Linked DNA regions of Mus musculus: region 2 is linked to region 1. The links are chromatin contacts, found by Hi-C in ENCODE. All regions are on one chromosome and are shown on one strand. Each heading gives the region's core, a stretch centred on a gene start or an enhancer-like site at or near the end of the contact. The rest is flanking DNA. Distances are from core to core; before and after follow the strand shown. Region 1 has its middle 120 kb from the start of Gm33843. Region 2 has its middle 78 kb from the start of Gm34044.

Region 1 (7,906 bases), core at 3,045-5,544:
ACCAATTACCAAGCTAAATCAAGATCAGGTAAACTATCTGAATATTCCTATAAACCCTAAGGAAGTAGAAGCAATCATTAAAAGTCTCCCAATGAAAAAAGGTCCTGGGCCAGATGGTTTTAGTGCAAAATTCTACCAGACTTTCAAAGAAGAGCTAATACCAATACTCCTCAAACTATTTAAAAAAGAAAATAGAAACAGAAGGAACACTGCCAAACTTATTCTACGAGGCTACAGTCACCCTGGTACCTAAACCAAACAGAGATTCGACAAAGAGTATTTCAGACCAATTTCTCTTATGAGCATTCATGCAAAAATACTCAATAAAATACTCACAAAATGAATCCAAGAACACATCATAGACATCCTCCATGATCAAGTAGGTTTCATCTCAGGGTTGCAGGGGGTTCAATATATGAAATTCCATCAATATAATCCAATAGATAAATAAATTGAAAGAAAAAAAATCACATGATCACCTCACTAGGTGCTGAAAAAGCATTTGGCAAAACCCAACACCCCTTCATGTTAAAAGTCTTAGAGAATTCAGGGATACAAGGGGCATATGTAAACATAATATAGTCAATTGCTAATAGCCAGCATCAAATTAAATGGTGAGAAACTTAAAGCAATTCCACTAAAATAGGAACAAGACAAGGCTGTCTACTTTCCCCACATCTTTTTCAATATAGTACTTGAAGTTCTAGCTAGAGCAGTAAGAAAACTAAAGGAGATCAACAGAATATAAATTGGAAAGGAAGAAGTCAAAGTGTCACTATTCACAGATGATATGATAGTATACATAAGTGACCCCAAAGATCCTACCAGAGAAATCCTACAGCTAATAATCACCATTAGTGAAGTATCTGGACACAAAATTAACTCCATGAAATCAGTAACCCTCTTCAACACAAGTGATAAATGGGCTGAGAAAGATGTTAGGGAAATTGTAACCTTCACAATTGCCAGAAATAATATAAAATACCTGGTTTAACTCTAATCAAGAAAGTGAAGGATCTGAATGACAAGAACCTCCAGTCTCTGAAGAAATAAATTGAGGAGATATCAGAAGGTGGAAAGATCTCACTTGCTCAAGGATAAGTAGGATTAATATAGTGAACATGGCCATGTTACTAAAAGCAATCTGCAGATTCAATGCAATTCCCATCAAAATTCCAACACAATTCTTCAAGAACAATCCTCAACTTCATACAGAATAACAAAAAACATAGGATAGCTAAAATGATCCTAAACAATAAAAGAACTTTTGAAGATACCACTATCTCTGACTTCAAACTGTACTCCAGAGCAATAGTAATAAACACTGTGTGCAAATGGTATAGAAACAGACAGGTGAATCAATGGAATTGAATCAAAGACCCAGAAATAAACCTACATACCTATGGACACTTGATATTTGACAAAGAAACAAAAACCATTCAATGAAAAAGGGAGAACAACTTCAACAAATGGTGCTGGTCCAACTTGTTCACATGTGGAAGAATGTAAGTAGGTCCATATTTATAACCCTGCACAAAACTCAATTTCAAAGGATCAAAGACCTCAACATAAAACCAGGCACATCAGAAGAACAGAAAGGGGGGTAGGGGGATAGCCTTGAACTCATCAGTACAGGAGACAACTTCCTGAACAGAACTCCAATGGCTCAGACACTCACATAAAGCATTAATAAATGAAACCTCAAGAAACTGAAAAGCTTCTATAAGTAAAGGACCCCATTGTCAGGAGAAAACAACAACCTTCAGCTTGGGAAAAAGAGCTTCACTAACCCTACAACTGACAGAGGGCTAATATCCAAAATATACAAAGAACTCAAGAAGTGAGGCAACAACAATCCCAATAACCTAATTAAAAATGGGGTACAGAGCAGAAAATTATCAACAGAGGAGTCTTGAATGGTCAAGAAGCACCTCAAGAAACGTTCCATATCCTTAGTCGTGAGGGGAATACAAATCAAAATGACCCTGAGATTCCACCTCACACCCGTCAGTATGGCTAAGATCAAAAAACTCAAAGGACAAAACACTGGCAAACCACAAAGACTGGAGCAGGGGCTATTCTTGAGCCTGTTCCCTGGCTGCCTTGTCTGGCCTCAGTGGGAGAAGATGCACATAGTCCCACAACCCCAGTGCTGGAGGGGGGGGGGATTGACACCCAGAGAGGGGCGTGAAGGGGTACTGGGAGGAGAAGAAAGGCTGATATAGGGTTGTAAAGGGAATAAATAAATCTAATAAAAAAATACATGGAGATAGAACATAAAAAAACCTTATGTATGAGCAAATATAGGACAGACAGGCTCAAATATCATCAGACTTACTTTCCAGAACAACAACAACAACATACTCCCTCTTTCTTAAAACAGAGACTCCTACGAGGCTGCTTCACTTGGACGGGGGGTGGGGGGTGTGATGGGTTGTAGCGTAGAAGAAACATTAGTAAATGCTCTTGCTAAGACTGCCCATGAAGTCACAGGTTATCTGGACCATAGTGCAACCTGCCCTTCTGACATTTCCTCGGGCTACCTTTCTATGCAGTTTTCCTAGGAAAGAGGAAAAACATTCAAATCCTGCCATACAGCTTCCTAGAAAAAAGTCAGAAAGTTCCCATAGGCTACCTGAACCTAGCCTTGGTTGACAGTAAAATGGCGGTAACGATGTTTGCTTAATGTGGTGATAAATGCAATGTAAAGGGTCTCTAGACATCTTAGCTCTCATTTCCTAAACTCTGCCCTACCCCTTTCTCTCCATTCCTTCTGGAGTTATCGCACCTTTCCCAAGTGACTTCTGGAGAATTCGACCCATTTTGCTACAACCTTTTACAGGAGCCTGGAAATTCAGAGTAGTCAGGAGATTGGGTTTTGAGCAGTTTCATCAGTTCTTTCTTACTACTGCCTCTCTCTCCTTCACAAACAAGTGGCATTCCCTGGCGTTTGCAACTTTACCTTTTACTTCTATTGGAGGCAGATTGTCTAAAGACTGTTGGTAGCACATGGCAAGGGGGCTCTTCCCTAGCATAGAATTCCATTTGGAAGAGAGGTGTGCTTTTCAACATTACCTAACATTGAGATGTTTACAGAGCAAGGGGAACAGCTTTATACATCTCACACATACTTATTGATGAACCCTCCTGGGAACAGACTGTGAGACACCTACATTTGTACACAAGAAAACTAAGCCACACATTGGCTAAGTGCATTAGCCAAAAATCACACAGCTTGTAAGTGGTGATGTGAAGATTTGAACCCTAATACACCTGGTTTTGACATCTCCTCTTTCTACGACGTTTACAGCTTGCTCCCCTCCTTCTGTCAGGAGCTCACTCTATAGCAAGTCCAGGGGACTTTTCAAAGAAAATGAGCCACAAAGAATACTTGACGTAGGCATTGAGTCGAAGTCGCTGGAGCCTGACACTGTTTTCAAATATTCACAACGAAAGCATAAATGCTTTATGGATGGGCAGGTGGTGGTCTGTCTGATCAGCTTTATTTTTCTAAGTAACAGCGTTAGTCTCAGACTGCCAACCCAGAGACCTGCGAAAGGGTTTGTGGTTTGCTATTATTTCCTGGCACTAACTTACCTTGACAGAAAACAGTCTCAAAATTCCCAAGGGTGGCCAGGTTGTCAAGCCTGCTTTCTTGAAAGAAGGAAGCATTCTCACCTCCAGGAGTTGAAGTGGACGTTTTTTTCTGGCTTAGCAGTTGATAACATTGTTTTTACTAAGCATACCTGCATTTCTCCTTCCACAACCAGACTTTAAGAATTAGTTTTCTCTTTTAATCCCCACAAAAGACTACAGTTCCCATTCACCCCCTTGTCTTTGAACGGTGATAAAGGAGAGGTCAAGACTTGAGGGTTCTCTTGTCTCCTCTCCAGGCACATACAGAACCAGAGCCAGCCCCCTGCCTCCGCTTTCTGGTTGCCTGCCACTCAGCTACACGAGGTTCTTTCTCTTACACCAGCTTCTTTTTTGGCCACCAGTAAACACACTGACCTTTTGAAATATGGAAAGAAAAAGCGCTTTGAAATAAAGCTGGCGCAAACTGCGTTCAGACAGCCTCATCTGAAGGCCAGAACAAAGAGGAGCATAGTTTTCAAGCTGTCTTCGTAATTACACCAAGCAGTTATCATTCAGGCCCCGGTCTGGGTCTGAGCGTTAGCCCCACAAACTGGAGGGCAGGGCGGGCACATAGGCCACTTTGTTGCAAAGCCCTCCAGCAAAAGATCCCACGTGGTTGGTACTGTGTTCCAGGACTCTGGGCTCTTTCCTTTCTTCCTTTCCCCCCATTAAACCCCTCAAGTCTCCTTGGCAGAGGCCCCTAGGTGAGGTAAGTGCCAATTAGCACGAAGAAAAAGCTCGATGTGTTCCAGGTTTATGGCTTGGAGCTGGCTTCTCAGGAAAACATCCTTCTCTCCTCAGAAGCCGGGGTGGGCAGAGAGGATCCCGAGTATGGCTCGGATTTCATTCATTTTTTTTTGCTGCTTCTCCCCACTCCCCTCCAGAAAAAAAAAATCATTCCTTTCTGTGGGTTTTTCCAACTTGAAGTGAGGTAAGCAGACGCTTCAGCGACTGAGGTAATCACGGCAGAAGACTCTGAAACTGGGCTGTTGGGAGAAAAAAAATAGCGCCTTTTTTTTTTTTTTTTTGGTTCTTTCGAAATAAATATGGCCAGAATTCAGAACGAGTAGGTGGAGGAGCGCATCTATCTAATTTAAAGGATTGTTAAAGCCTTTTTGGAAACTTCAAATTTGGATCCGACCATTTTTTTTTTCTTCTGGGCCAGAAGCAGCTTTTTATTCATGTCCCCATCATTGGAGGCTTGCCACATTAGTATGTGGAGAAATGGGCCACCGTGACCTGCAGCTAACATCCCGAATCCCTTAAAGACCAAGAGGCTTAGCAACAGAGGCCTGAAGAAGCAGAGCTACAGGCGAACGACTTCTCTCCTCATTAATCACCCTCCATCCTTCAGTGTTTCCAGAGGGCATGAGGGAAGGCAGATGTATATTTAGATACAGGCAAATAGCACACACCGCCACCACATTTTAATGCACTGTTCTGCGCTCATAGTTTGAGTCTTGTGATTTGGATTTTCATTTGCCTGGGAACAAAGCCTGGCTTTTCTTCCCCCATTGGGAAACAGGTGAGGCTCGTTTCCGGAAGCACCATTCCGGTATCCCCGAAGCAGCAGGCTCCCGGGACCAGAGCTTGCTCTCTGCCACCTTCGTGCTGTCTGCAACAGGTGCTGCATTTGCTAGGCACAGCAGAGGTGAAAGTACCCAACTAATCAAATTGTCCTTTTTGCACAATGGCAAGCAATTGTATCCCTTTGTTCTATTGAAACTGTAGAGATAGCGCTAACGCGTATAGTTTACACGTATAGTCTTTTCAAATAGAGGGAGTGGCAGAGTGAGAGATTGCATCTCACTTACCAAGTCCTACTCTTTTAATGGGGGAGGGGGGTAGGACACAGACAGATTGCGTTTCCCAGACTCCTCTGCATTGGGTGGCGTTGTGGCACATGGAATGTGGGCCAAAGTATTGCGCACAACTTCTAAGACTTGTCCCCTAAGCCCTTAAGCAGTATTGACAAAAGAACTAACAGGTCCTCGAATGACAAAAGGGCCAATAGATTTTGTCCGTTTTCCTTTCTCTCTCCCTTGGCTAAACTGTTTGGCTACCTAAAGCTAGCCCACAAGGTCTTATTCCCTTATATGACCACTGTCTCATTCCTGAAACTAAACACCAAGGTTCAGAAACCAAAATTCAGGTTATTTAGCTCCACTAACTAACCTGTCCAATCAGGATCTACCAACTCACTCTGGCACAGACTTACCCCCTTTTCCTTAAAAACTAACACCTACAAAAATACCTGCTGCCTGCTGTCTGCCTTTGCTTAATCCAGTTCCCTAACCCCATCCCCCACCTCCTACCCCTATCTCTACATTTGCCCATCTTGTACAACAAATTTCTTTTATGCTGAGAATTTGGTGTCTGGGCATGTTCTGTATCAACTATGAGGGGCCACCCCACACCCTTACCCTAACTACTCAGTACATCCTTTAAGTAAGTGGAGGACTAGCTGGAGAAAGCCCAGTGGTTGGGTGCTAGAGTTTTGAATGTCATGAATGAAGTAGTGGCCCAGGGATCTCCTCTAACCATTGGCTACTGTGCCCTAGGACATGTACTAGTTATGGAGTAGTCATTACCCAAAGATTCTACTTCCTGCTGTCCATCTTATTCACAGTCCCTGGGTCTGCTCCTGTGAGAAATAGCATACAGCAGAAGGTAGCATTGCATCTACCTATACATGATGGTAGCATCACTCTGGCTACTCCCTTGCTTCTCTCTGTGGGAAGGCCAGGAAGCTGAAGTTTATGAGATGTCCATGTGGTGAGGCAGAGCTGTGCAGAATCAGGTAAGCGAGATTTGAAAAGAATTGTCTAATCTTCGCTGCTCCAGTAGACATTGTGCGTGCGCTTCGGGAGTCCCTGAACCATAGCCAAATCTGCTGAGCTGCTCCTGGATTCTTGACTCCAGAAACTGAGAAATGTTTGAATATTTAAATCACTAAATTTGGGGGACAGTTTGCTACACAGGAATAGATACATACAACATGAATAAGAACTAAACTTCTGTTGTTTTACTGTTTAAGCATTAGGACTACCTACCTGATACAGCCCATAATACATCCTGATGCACACACTGGGACAATGTAGTCAGCAAGCTATGCACGTGACTGAAAAGCACTATGAGTATCTAGGGGTAGAGTCTTTGTTCTTCTTGCTGTCTTACTGGGGACCTACCTCAGCATCTTGCTGAGAACACAGGGGTTGAAAAACATGTGAAAATGAGTATCTCTGACCATAAAAGCCATGGTGTGCTTCTTTATAAATACCAACATAGTCAGTATACCCCTCTTCATCTAAGAAAACATATTCCAATTTATTTATTTTACTTTATGTCTATGAATAATTTGCTTGCACATATGTCTATGTGACGTGTGCATACCCAATGCTCTCGGAGATCAGAAAGGATGCTGAATCCCCTAGAACTGGATGGTAGTGATGGTGGGTACTCCTTCTCTCTCTCCTTCCTTCCTTCCTTCCTTCCTTCCTTCCTTCCTTCCTTCCTTCCTTCCTTCTCTCCTTCCTTCCTTCCTTCTCTCCTTCCTTCCTTCCTTCCTTCCTTCCTTCCTCTCCCTCTCTCTCTCTCTCTCTTTCTTTCTTCCTTCCTTCCTTCCTTCCTTCCTTCCTTCCTTCCTTCCTTCCTTCCTTATTGGTGGGTACAGCAAACTTTATTAATGGTATTTAAGAGAGTAGAGCTCCTTAGAACCCTCTCGTTATTGTGAGGGTCTGGGATAGAAACTGTGAGGGAGATGCTGAATGTTGGGGACTGAGTTGGGACAGGGACTCCCCAGCAACCAAGGGTCTCTCTCTTGCTCTCAGTGTCCTTGCTGGGGTGCGTGGTACAGGGTTTCTTACTCCTTACTCCTTGGAGCCCATGTAGGCCATGAAGTCCCTGTTGCTGTAGCCGTATTCATTGTCATACAAGGAAATGGGCATCATAAAGTTGTTATTGAGAGCAATACCAACCCCAGCATCAAAGATGGAGAAGTGGGAGATACTGTTAAAATCACAGGAGACAACCTGTTCCTCAGTGGATACATTGGAGGTAAGAACGTGGAAGGCTATGCCAGTGAACAGAAGGTTTCCCTTTCAGCTCTGGGATGGCCTTGCCCATAGCCTTGGCAGCACCTGTGGATGCCAGGATGACATTCTGGGCAGCCCCATGGCCATCATGCCAAAGCTTTCCAGAGGGGCCATCCACAGTCTTCTGAGTGGCAGTGATAGCATGTCCTGTAGTCATGAGTTCTTCCATGATGCCA
Region 2 (7,906 bases), core at 2,775-5,274, 830 kb before region 1:
ATGACCTGAGTTTGATCCAGCATGGTAGTGAGAGAAAACTGACTCCACAAGTAGTCCTCTGACCTTCCCACGAACACATACACACATACACACACACACACACACACACACACACACACACACATACACACACACACACATATATACATACATACATACATATACATCAAGACATATAATGAATTTTTTCCTTTTTTTTTTGAGACAGGGTTTCTCTGTATAGTCCTGGCTGTCCTGGAACTCACTTTGTAGACCAGGCTGGCCTCGAACTCAGAAATCCACCTGCATCTGCCTCCCGAGTGCTGGGATTAAAGATGTGTGCCACCATGCCCGGCCATTTTTTTTTTAATTTAAAAATGTTTTTCCTTTTATTATGAGGCCATTATGACTGAACGTTATCCTGACAATACAATGTAAACGAAATTATTTTCCTATTTAAGAAATGTATTTTAGAGTTTCTATGCAATACACAATATTGTTGGACCTATTTATAAAAATCAGAAATAAAGATCAAGGCAGCATAAATGTCAGCTATATTCTCTATTTTTACTTTTAATTTACCATATTTCCCTTGTTTCCAAATCAGCCATGTTCTCTGTTTATCTTTATTTCTTAATTGTAAATATTGTAATGGCTTCTACCTCACATTGAATGGCCACATTGAATGGTGGGTCACAATAAAAAGTGCATTTCTCCAGATTGCTTACCTCCCTCTGGATGAAAATTCCATTTAGTTTGTTTTGAAATTCTTGTTGTTTCCAGGTTTCATTACAGCCTACACACTGAAGTTTAGAATGTCAATCATCTTTGCATAATTAATTACCCCCACACTAAAATTTTCTATTAAACTTTCTGTAATTTAATGTCTAATGTTCTTATCCCATTCAAGACTCTGATATCCTATGAGGTCCTTGTTTTTGTAAAGGTACTTTCCTTTGCCCATTGCTAACATTGGATTGGTTCAAATTCTTCATATGTTTTCAAATTTACCTAAGAAAAACGACCTGTCCAACTTGTGAACTATTCACAGGATATAAACAGTTCAAAGAACAAGTGATGGGCAGTTATACAGTCAGACACTGTTCAGCCGAAAGCACTATTGACACAGATTGTTTCTCTGCACACTGGGCTCAACAAAGCCAACATAATTCACACAGAGAATCCTTCTGGAGGGCATTGAATTAATCAAATTGAAGAAATGACAGTCAAGGAAATAGTGAATGTGTTGTATGGAATGTTCAGAAGTGATCTTGCGTACACACACACACACACACACACACACACTGTTTAGAAAAACTGCTGTCAGTGAGATGGCTCAGTGGGTAAGAGCACCTGTGGGGAGCGGGTGTGGCGGCAGTCCCAAAGGTGCCAGGGACTGCAGCTAAGTCATATGACTTGCACCTAACTTCCTCATATAAGACACAAACATCTTGAGTGCTGCGCAGGTGTACCAGGATACAGGTAAATCCAATTTGGTGGAGATTTGCCCCTGCTGCCCTGATTAGCTGAAGCCTCGTGACTGGCGAGGGGGCGTGGCCTGCGGTGCGTGGATGAGAGAAAGTATAAAAGGAGTGAGAGGCCCAGGGTTCGGGTAAGAATCAGGACTGAATAAACTGCTGTTAGAAGGACTGGTGGTCGCGTCGTTCTTGCTGGTCGAGAGCGGGCGCGACAAGCGCCCGACTGCTCTTCCCAAGGTTCAGAGTTCAAATCCCAGCAACCACATGGTGGCTCACAACCATCCATAATGAGATCTGACTCCCTCTTCTGGAGTGTCTGAAGACAGCTACAATGTACTTACATATAATAAATAAATTTAAAAAAATAAATAAATAAAAAGAGAAAGAGAAGGATCCCATGGATTTACTCTTAACTGCAAGTTGGGGAGATGGGTGAGGAGTGACAAAGGGGATGCAGCTCAGGAGGAACCTGAGAAACATTCCCAGAAGGGAACATGGACGGGGGTGGGGTGGGGCGAGGTGGGGAGCTTGAAGCAAGACTCCTGGGAAGTGAGAAGCAAGCTGAAGACACCAGCTGTCATTGACAGACATCCTTCTCCACCATTTTACCCAACACACAGAAAACTGTCACTCCTCAGCAAGAACCCATTTTGTCATGATAGAACTAGGGTTTGGTCTACTCTATCGGTTCTACAAACACATTGGCATGAGGGCTTCAGTTCAGGGACTGCACCCATCTCTCGGTTAACATGATCACAGTTTAGTCAGCAGGTGATCACAAGATATCTTGGAGGCCTAGGGATCTACATTTTGCAGACAACAATAACTCCATTTCTTACCTGGTTAGTTTGGAACCTGGCAGCATCCAGTCCTTTTCTGCTTACCATTCTCATAGAGGCTCAGGCAAGGGACCTGCATATGTTTCTTCTCCCAGGAGAACTTCCATGGACAAGAAAATGTACACCAGGGTTGGATAAAACTTAACAAATGCTGGGTGGAGGGGTTAAATGTTATTTTCTTTAAAAAATAATAATATACCTATTTTATTCTAATAGTTTTTGCCTTTAGGGAGTTTATATATAAACCCAGAGACTGCGAGGTGAAGACACATTTAAAAAAATTGATATGATCGTTGTATATTTACTTTTAAACCAGACAAGCATATAATCAAACCAAACCACAAACAAACAAACAAACAACCCAAATCAAGGCACTTCCCAGATGATTAAGTCAAGAGCAAAATGACCCGGCCCAAAGAATGAGGGCCTAGCATCAAAAAAGTGTCATGGATTAATTTTTACTGGAGTTCAATGTGCTATATGCCACTGCCAAGAGAAAAGAATCTTGCCTGGTCTCAGTTTTTTTCAGATTCTTTGACTCTAATAAGAATGAATATTAAACTAAATTGTTAGCAGCTGGTTGCCTATCTAAACCTAGCAAAGTTCCTGGGAGCTATTATAGAGGTTTTAGAAAGCTGACCTAGTGTGCCTCACACAGTTGTTGGAAAGAGTGGCCTCTTTTCCAGGTGCATTGTTACAGTCGTTCAAATTCACCATCAGAAAAGCAGGGGACATTTCTCCCCAACAGTGAAATCTGCTAAGGCAAGGTACACACCTTCCCTACATCTTGACTGTTCTCCACAGTTCTGCTAGAACTTTTGTGTAAACTTTTCCTTATCCTTGGCTACTTTTGTTATGGAAGCCTCTCTCCTGAAGAACGCCTGCATCTTTGAATAGGATCCTAGCCATGTCTCCCAGGAGCCTTTGCGGGATTTCTGCACTTGCCTGACACCATGTTTAAATGACACTTTCGTGGTTTGCAACAAAAAATAACAGGCCTTTTTCAGGAGATGAACAAAGAACAACAAATAAAGTCATATCGCCAAGCTTGGATAAATAAATACTAGGCAAATCTACAATTTAAAAATCTCTTGTAAGAACCAGGGGAGATTCTTAACATCTTTCTTATTTAGGCCTCCACAACCCCCCCTTTCCTTTGCAGGAAATAGTTTCATTTTTCTGCCAATAAATTGCTTTGTGATATATATTTTGAGATCAACTTAGCTTTTTCTGCTTTTTGGCCTATTAAACGGAAGGCTCGGGGGTTGGGGGGTGAATCAAACTTTACAACCTGGTATTTTCACATCTGGCAACTTTTCGTTTCCTGGATATGTTAGATAATTTACAAACTATGTGTTTTGATGCCTTGTCACTTAAAGTGTATTTAGGGAGGTTAAAAAAAAAAAGTCCCCCACTGAACAATCGGTTGAATATGCTGCAAACCATGCTTTATCTAAATACCCCCACAAAAATACCCCACACTGAGTATTTATAATTTTAGATGCCACACATAAAGTGTATACATGTTGCAGTAATTATATACATATTGAATGCGGTAAGGGAGAAAGATGGATATTATTGTAACTCTCATTCAGTCACTGATGAAAATTTTGTCAACCCAAAATGAAAATCTACAAAAATCCCTTGTTAAAAGCACCTTCACACTCGTATTGAAACTGTGTGTGTGTGTGTGTGTGTGTGTGTGTGTGTGTGTGTGTGTTTAATACGTCCACACACTATGAAATGTTTTTGGATCAAGTCTGAATACAATATATTTTAGGCTTTCTCTTCCTAAAAGGGTAATACAGAGCTTGTGAAAACGCAGGTCCATTTCTGAGTTAGTTGTTTACGAAAAAGCACATGCTAATGTAACAGTGTATATGGAATTAAAGAGAAAATGTCAAACACGCCGTGACATCCAAAATACATTCAGCTGCTGCCTTTTACTATGGGGACTTTCATTCTGCCGCGGACTGCCTCCAAGACCCAGTGGTTTTGTGTGTTGGGTTAAAAATAGCCTGCCAAGCCTGACAACTAGATTCTGATTGGCCCGAAAGGGAGGCCGTTCAGCCAATGAGAGCGTCTGGGAACAAAAGCAATTCTTTTGTGTGTATGTGTGTGAGAGAGAGATGCTCAACCCACGTCAAAACAGCTTCGGGCTGTAGAAATGATTTGGGTAGAGATTTAACAAGGTAATAATGCATTTCAGCCCTCTGAAAGGTTTGAAGCGGAACAAAGCGGGGGGTGGGGTGAGGGGAGCCGGGAAATCTACAAAAGAAATGGAGCCAGAGCTCAGCTTCTACCGATGAATCATATGGGTGTTCGTGCTACAAGCAATACTCGTTTTCCTTCCCCCCACCTCCCTGAGACCTTTACTTACTTTTCAGGCATTTTCTCCTCCCAAACAGACAAAAGCCATCAAAGGCTTTTTACTAATGTGCAAGTTTGTTGTTGTGATTCGCTGGCAAGGAGAAAGGGACAAAACCCAACTACAAAACTCATTTCATTAAATGTCACAAAAAGAAAACAAAGACCCATGAGTTGTACGCCGTGAGTAGTGAAGATCCTGAAACTTTGAGCTTTAGATTGTGGGTATCAAACACAGCCCACACTCTCAAAGACAGTTCCGGGTCGCTCTCCAGATATGGAAAACAAAGAGGGACTTGATTAGAGACAGCTCTGGGTGCTCAAGGCCTTGCGAGCATCGGGCCGCCAGGGGTCGCTGTTGCACAGTCGACGAATCTCTTCCGCGGCGCTTTCCTGTGTGTCTTTAAGGAAAGAAATAGGATTTGATAGGTACTTCTAGCTTAGGACTAAAAAGGGGTTTGGGGGGGGGGGGTGAGGGGGCGCTGTCGCCGTTTGAAATCCTTAAGTACGGCTTATGATCAACACTATGGGACAAAGCAACCGAAAACACAATTTACTATACAGGGAATTTAGTGCCACGGAGGACAAATGTTGCTGCAATAACTTGGTATTGTGACTTAAGAGAGCTTTTCCTAAACCACGTCGCGATTTTAAATTAGATGAAAAGAGTGAGCACACAACGCTGTTACGGATACCTTATTGTCTCCAATATGTATATGCGAGTGACCTGTGTAATGTACCCAGCCAGACGTGTTTTGGCAAAACAATTCAGATAATACGTGGCTTACATATTAACCACAGAGGAAAGTGTCAGTTCAACACACTGTTTTCCTCTTGAGCGTAGATTTCACGGTACAGGACACATAAGCAAAACTTAAGAAACCTTTACTCCTGGTGTGGGTGTGGCATCTAAAATAACCCCGCTTCTGAGTAAAAGAGGAACAAACGTTTATAGTCTAATTGGGCATGATAAACTAACAATGCCCAAACATTTTCTGTTTGAGAAAAAGCATAACATATTTATTTGTGAAGTATTGTTCCAAAGTACATATTGGAGCCAGTAATGGACTTTTTTCCCCTGTTCATATTCATCTAGCAAACATACAAAACTGGAAGCGTCCTGTGCCTTTCTTTTTCTATGACACTCAATTATAATGCGTTGTACACAGCATATAAGGAACTAAAAGGCAAAGAATAAAACCTACTGATTAACTATATTTCCAAACAGCTACATTCCCAGAAGACTGTGTGTATGCCTGCCTGCACGTATTCAGCATTCGACAGCTCCAAAAACAAGGTCTATTCCCTTAAGGACTGTCATGAGTTTTATGAAGTTTGCTCAATCATGTTGGCCTAACAGCAGCTAGAGAAACTGATCATTTAGCCAGTAGGTATAATTGTCGTAGAGAGCCCAAGAGACTTAATAGAAATAGCATGAGGTGGTGTCAGTGGAAGAGTGTTGGGCCACCGTATGTATACTGCCTTATTCCATGCATTGGCTGAGTTCCTTACTTGCTCAAACCCAGGCCTTGCAGCTGCCCCCCATGCCAGACCCATCCCATTGGCAAGCACCAATCCCTAATTTTACTAAAGATGCTCTGTTATGCTTCAGACAGGAGCATCTTGTCCTCTGAGAGGCTCCAACCAGCAGCTGATTGAGACAGTTTCAGACACCCACAGCCAAACAGTACATGGAGCTTGGGAACTCCTACGGGAGAATAGGAGGAAGGATTGCAGGCCAGAAGGGGATAAGGACCCCATAGGAAGACCAACAGAGTCAACTAACCTTTGGGGCTCTCAGAATCTGAACTACCAACCAAAGAACATACACAGGCTGGACCTAGGCCTTCCCGTACATATGTAGCAGATATGCAGCTTGGCCTTCATGTGAGTCCCAAATAACTGGAATGGAGGGATTGACGTGACTGCCCCAAAAGCTGATGCCTGTAGGTGGGATATGTTCTTCTAGTTGGGCTGCCTCCTCGTCTTGCCTCAGTGGGAAGAGAAGTGCCTAGCATGGAGGAGACTTGATGTCCCAGGGTGGGGTGTGTTCTCAGAGGGGCCCCTACCAGCTCAGATGAGAACGGGGGGGGGGGGGGAGGGAGAGTGGGGGAAGGGTTGCGGAAGGGGGTGACTGGGATGGAGGCTGTGAGCTAGACGTAAAGTGAATAAGTAAAAAAATAAAATTAAAGAGAGAGACAGAGACAGAGACAGAGAGATGAGAAAATGCAAGCAGTTGTTGCCCACACTGCTCCACCTCTATAGCCACCTTCATCATCTGCTTAGAGTCACACATGTTCTTTACAAGAAAGCAAACTTACTTTTTCTATACATGGCGTTCACTCCGATGAAGTCATTCCTAATCTCATTCCTAGTCACATCCATTAAATGAGTGTTTAAAGATTTCTTCCATTTCCTTCCTGCTTCCCTTCCATTTCCTTCCTGCTTCCCTTCCATTTCCTCTCTGCTTCCCTTCCATTTCCTCTCTGCTTCCCTTCCATTTCCATCCTGTTTTCCTTCAACATTCACTCTTTCCACTGCAGGAAGTAGCAGACTGTCTGTCATGTTCATTCCCCCAGACAGGAAGATGGAAGAGTAAGAGAATTCCTTAATCTTTGCTGTGCTATTTCTATTAAATCCCCTGGGCTCTCTATAATTATACCTACGTGCTGAATGATCAATTCCTCTAGCTGCTCCTCGCTGCTGTTAGGCCAACATGATTAAGCAAACTTCATAAAGCTCACAACAGTACTGAAGGGAATAGACTTCATTTTCTACTTATTGCATGGTGAAAATTACATAGGGGCATGCATTTCTGCGGTTGGTTTCCAGACCTCTAACAATAATTAAGGGGAAACACAGATGGACTCACAAAAGTCAAGGTGTATATTCTTCCCCTAGAGCAGAGGTTCTCAAAGAGCTGTAACCCATTTGAGGGTGGAATGACCCTTTCACAGGGCTCCCCTAAGACCATCAGAAAACACAGATATTTACATTATGATTCATAACAGTAGCAAAAACATGGTTATGAAGTAACAACAAAAATAATTTTATAGTTGGGGGTGGAGGAATCACTGAAACCCGAGGAACTATGTTAAAGGGCCACAGCATTTAGAAAGGTTGAGAACGGCTGCCCTAGAATCTCATTGGCTGTGAATTCCAAAGAAACAAAACCAGAACCCATGTCCCTTGAATGAATACAGGTGTGTCCGGAAGACTTCAGAGTTCACCAGTGGATTTTAT

The links. Hi-C counts contacts between places; a loop is a spot of excess contacts on that map.
Region 2: a map of T-helper 17 cell shows a loop between it and region 1 (2.7-fold over the local background). The contact joins two enhancer-like sites. A Hi-C loop is called at or near these places in 2 of 37 maps with a recorded cell type or tissue (T-helper 17 cell and regulatory T cell).

The regions. Positions count from the first base shown.
Region 1 is chr10:96,476,980-96,484,885 of GRCm38, reverse strand. It overlaps the pseudogene Gm8601. Among named protein-coding and RNA genes, the nearest start is that of Gm33843, 120 kb to the left of the region's middle. Within about 2 kb of position 4,294, at least 1 of the 3 ENCODE cell types and tissues checked has a DNase peak (open chromatin) inside an H3K27ac peak, as active enhancers do.
Region 2 is chr10:97,310,250-97,318,155 of GRCm38, reverse strand. No RefSeq gene overlaps it. Among named protein-coding and RNA genes, the nearest start is that of Gm34044, 78 kb to the right of the region's middle. Within about 2 kb of position 4,024, at least 3 of the 3 ENCODE cell types and tissues checked have a DNase peak (open chromatin) inside an H3K27ac peak, as active enhancers do.